2 separate regions of the Mus musculus genome follow, and region 2 is linked to region 1. Evidence: chromatin loops called from intact Hi-C (ENCODE). Cell type or tissue: heart. All regions are shown on one strand.

The links. Hi-C counts contacts between places; a loop is a spot of excess contacts. Peaks named below come from ENCODE experiments on the same cell type or tissue, not always from the same donor. Only the 100,000 strongest peaks of a DNase experiment are listed, where the experiment ranks them.
Region 2: a loop joins it to region 1, with 2.9 times the contacts of the local background. A loop is called at or near these places in 11 of 42 quality-filtered maps.

Annotation. Positions count from the first base shown.
Region 1 is chr10:120,586,321-120,588,820 of GRCm38, forward strand. No RefSeq gene overlaps it. Among named protein-coding and RNA genes, the nearest start is that of 4930471E19Rik, 49 kb to the right of the region's middle. In heart, a CTCF peak has its summit at 1,053 (motif pointing right); no DNase peak of the experiment used is centred here; H3K27ac peaks cover 394 bases.
Region 2 is chr10:120,666,202-120,668,701 of GRCm38, forward strand. No RefSeq gene overlaps it. Among named protein-coding and RNA genes, the nearest start is that of Gm35062, 21 kb to the right of the region's middle. In heart, a CTCF peak has its summit at 1,011 (motif pointing left); no DNase peak of the experiment used is centred here; H3K27ac peaks cover 116 bases.

The DNA of each region.
Region 1 (2,500 bases):
CATAGACTGTAAATGGTTTTGCCTAGGTATTTGTCACAACAACAGAAGGATAACAGAACCCTAAAATAAGGCGCAGAGGTAACCGAAGTCATCCACCTATAACATAATACCTGTTAGAAGAGGGACAACCAAGAGAAAACAACGTAATAAAAATCACGTGTGCCTCCATATGTAAATACACAGACAGAGAGATACTGAAGACACAACACAGTGGTTATACGCTTGCACTTACTCAGAGTGAGTAAGTGCAGTCCAGGAGGCCACAAGTCATCCTGTACCAGATGCTTGGTGAAATGAGACAGGAGAGTAGGCATGGGTACAAGGACCAAAGGAACTGATCGCTGGCAGAGCATCCACATGCTGGGCAGCGTGGTCTCCGATAGTCAGAAGATGGAAGTCTTCTGATTCCAGTATGGAAAAAATGTCAATGAAAAATAAATTCCAAGTCTGGAAATACTCTTGCAAGTGAGCTGGTCCGTGTTTATAACTGTAATGTCAAAATAATTCTCAATGTTATGACATGGATTAGGGAGGCAACAAAATATCAAAGAAAAATGTCCCATCTTTTAAGACACGCAAGCCTTAGATCTCTCTTAGGATGTATTTCTGTGACATCTACAGATGCAGACAAATAGGTTTTACAGTCCAGCTGAATCAAGACTGAGTGGAGCCTGGTAGCTGTGGGCATCACTTTCCAAAATGCAAATGGGTCTCACTGGGAAGGATCTTAACAAAGCCAAGCTATCTTTCTTTTGCTTTTTGGTTGGTTGTTACTCTGAAATTTCAGCATATTTTAAGAGTGTTTTAAATACTTTGTGTCTCTATGTGAAGTAACATTTAGGGTTAGGCTCAAGTAGTTGCAGACAATTTTTCTTTTATATGACTGTTTGCGGGGGCCGGGGGGTTGTCTAAAGAGTGAAGATTTGACCTCCTTTTAGAGTTTATTTACTCTGCCTTTTAAGGCATGTAGCAATCCCACTCTGTGAAAGGCTAAGGAGTATGCCTTGCAAGTGTGGAAGCTAGTGTACCCAAGCATTTCTGAAAAGGCCTCTAGGGGGCAGTACCACCACTACTGAGAACCAACAAGATGGATGCTTTTAGTAGTGTTACCATAGGCTGATTTCTACCAGCTTCTCTTGTTTCTTTTTTATTTTAATTTTTATTTGTTTATTTATTTATATTTGGTTTTTCGAAACAGGATTTCTCTGTGTAGCCCTGGCTGTCCTGTAACTCACTCTGTAGACCAGGCTGGCCTCAAACTCAGAAATCTGCCTGCCTCTGCCTCCCAAGTGCTGGGATTAAAGGCATGTGCCACCACAGCCTAGTGCCTCACTTGTTTTTTGGTTGCCTAGAAACTAACCCATTGATTCCTATCCTGTCTGAGACCCTCGTGTGAGATTACTGGCTCTCTTGAGTGGCCTTCAAGAGCAATGTGTGAAGTAGAGGCCCTGGCACCAAGTTGGAGAAGATCTCTCTCTTCATGAGATCTGGAGAACTAAGCCAGGAGACAGACAGGCTGTCTTCGAAGCAGAGCCAAAGCAGCTTGTTCCTGAACAAGTGTGGGACAAGTGCAGAGAGAAAGAGCCTATTGCAAGACTCTAAAAGGAAGCAGTGTTCTCCAGCCTCTGATGTGCCTTATAGCAAGTAATAATTTCAGAGTCATTCAGAAAGATAAAAGTCTACTGTTGGAGCCTTGTGTGCTAAGTTGGTATGTTGAGTTCAAGTGAAAGAGAACCTGTGGTTGTTTGAGTAACTCTTGAGTTTAATCTGGAAAAGTAGGCTCTGACTGCACGGAATGTTGAAGAACTGGGTAAAACAGAAGAAATGGAACCCAGCTGGGTGGGTGGTAAGAGGGGGGAGGGGTGAAGTAGAAACTGTCATTTGTCAAGAACAAAGTTGAGTATGGTGATATATTCGAGCCTATAATGTACAAAGTATTTGAGTTCTTATTAGTTTTCACTCTCTAAGTAAATCACGGGAACTAAGGCTTAATTCTTAGTGTCCCAAACAGAGGGCAAGCAGATCAAAATTTCCAGGTTTTATTTTCAGTAAGTAAAATGTTGGGGAACGGTCTAAAGTATTCCAGATGGAACGTGACTTGAAGCGGGAGGGCAGGAAGGAGGGAGAAGGGTGCGCTGTTTCTCACCTTGACTTTACATCTGTTATTACTTTCTTATTTTCCTGAAATACCAGACTTGTCTCCACAAAAACAATCCCCTCTTCATGCACACTGCTCCCGAAGTTTCCCCTCCAAGAACACAAAGAAAGCAGAAGCAGACATGTAAGATTCCTTTGTTTCTAAACCTATCACTAGGATTGATTTTATTTGAGCGAGAGTTATCCTAAACTTCAATATCGCCTTATTTTTCAACAGAGCAATCATATCACTGCTTAAAGAAAGGGGTGTGATGTCAGGGTGTTTCAGTATAAACAACAACAACAACAACAAATCTCATTTTATGTTAAGGAAACCTTACACTTCACAAGCAGCACAATAGGA
Region 2 (2,500 bases), 80 kb after region 1:
AGGGAAGGGAAGGAGGAGTGGTGAGAGAGAAGAGAGAAGAAAAGAGGCAGACACAACAGCTCTGGCTTGCAAATACAGAGTGGGTCAGGATCTAACCTAGGGAAAGTCCTCAAGTGTAGGAATTTCTAGTGTCCAGGAGTTTAATGAAGCGAACCAAGACACCACTTATGGCACCAGCCAATTGTCCCTATTCCAGACCATTCATCTGCAAGGGCTTTGCTGGCCTTCAGCTTTCAGATGCCAACTCCCGGAGGCATAGCACCTGCTCAGGAAGAAATGAACAGGAGGCATCCTTGGTCTTCTGCAGTAATAGAATTGCCTTTGTCCTGCCCTTGAGTTATCTTACTTTGAATCTTGAGTCTATTTACAGACCATTTTTAGACTTTTATTGTCTCACATCAATGTTTCTTCACTTTTAAATCTCATGATCCAAGAGGGCGGGGTGGGGATGAGTCGCGCATCTAGGCTGGGAGGGCAAGAAGGCTGAGAGGAAATGGCATGGGGCAGAGAGAAGAGCCTGCCCGTGGGAAGAGGAACAGCAGACAAAAATGTGACCAAATGAGAGCAGCCGATGGATGAAACAGGAGGCATGTGAATGAAAACCAAACATCATAACTGAATATAGCCAGGAGGTCTCTACTTCAGGGAATTACAATCCCAGCAGGAAAACGTTACAACAAATACTTCAACAGTTACAACCAGGATAGATCGCAATGAAGAAGTACTTAAGAGTTACTGACCCGGTCCAGGAGGTGAGAAGGAAGGTGCTCAAGTTGGATATTTTTATACCTCCCCCCCCCCCCCCAAATAGAAATCTAAAACTAACTTACATTGCAATACGGTGTTTTGTTTGTTTTCCCCAAATGAAACCCAAGTACGCACCCTGCTCTACCCCACCCTCCACCCCCACACGGAAAGCTTCCTTCCAAGTCTGTGTCCTTTAGGTCTCATTATGGCCACGCTCCCTGCCCTGCTTCCCAAGCCGGATGTGGAGCGCCACCTAGAGTTTGACTGACACATTCTCACACATACCACAAGGATGCTTTAAATCCCAGGATATTCCCCAGGTTTTGAAGGTTGAATTTTAAAAATGTCTGTCTGTCTGTCTCTCTTTCTCTGTGTACACAGATTTTAATATATATTATGTATATTCAGTCTAATAATATGTTCAGTTTATATACAATACAAATTCAGTTTAAAAACAAGAGTAAGAAAATGAATGAATAGAGCAAAACCCGCTCTTAAATATGCAAATAAGGCGAGTGCTGTCACTCACTGGTGTTGGCACCGGACTGAATTAAAAAGTGAGTTTCTAGGAAATTCCAGTTTTCTCTAGGCCCCTTCCAAGAGTTGTTTTGCAAAGCTGCCAGAGAGCACTCTACACAATGGATTGAGAGTAACAAGGCCTACCAGCGACGTCTGAAAGATTTGGTTGGCTTGCTTTTAAAATCCGAAGCCAGGATTTCAAGAAGAGATCTTGTCCTTATTAATAGCTCTCTGACAAATTTCTGAGTGGTCTAAATTATGGAAATATTTCTACCAGTAAGATGGTCTCAGCTGTTGCGATTTATGGAGTGGGCTAACATTGCAGCTATGAAGGAAAGGGGAGGGGCACAGATCTGCCTGTCACTTTTACATCACCATAATGAAGGAAGTTGGCTCCAGCACCACAGACCAACAAGCTTGACAAAAAAGATGTAGACACAGCCGGGCGTGGTGGCGCATGCCTTTAATCCCAGCACTCGGGAGGCAGAGGCAGGCGGATTTCTGAGTTCGAGGCCAGCCTGGTCTACAAAGTGAGCTCCAGGACAGCCAGGGCTACACAGAGAAGCCCTGTCTCGAAAAACCAAAAAATGTAGACACAATTGCATTTCAAAGACATAAAAGTAACAACAGGACTTCTTTTCCCTCTCTACACGAAGGGAAAAGCAGAAGCATTCAGGTAAGGGAAAGCGCGCCCAGCCTTAGAAGCCTTGTTCATCAGAAACACTACTAGGTGGCTCCGGCGTCTTCCATCCGAGATGTAGAATCAAGGCAGAAGAACGGGGAAACAGGAGTTAGTAGAATACATTTGGGAAAGATGGAGGAGAACCCTTTGACTTCAACCTTGTCTATTCCTATAGCTGCCTCCCTTTCTGTAATATCTAGCCCAGAGTGGTAGTCAATAAAGATGTACTGAATGCCAAATGAGGGCTTACTAGAAACACTCATGTGCGTAGGGGAAAAATCAGTTGGTACCTATCTCCCTCCTCTGAGGGACAGGTAGGAAATGGCTTATTGGCATGTCTTCTCAGAAGCCTTTCCTGGCTGTTACTATTGCACCAAGTCTTTAGTGTTCCTGCTTATTTCTCAGTGGCTTATCTACACCGGATCCCTTCCCAGGTCTACAGGTGTCCCCTTGATCTTCAGTGTGCACCGCTTCACCATTTGCCATTTACGTCTTTATGGTACCACCAACCTTACACATCTCCAGTTTTGACCATTACTGTTTATACTTCTC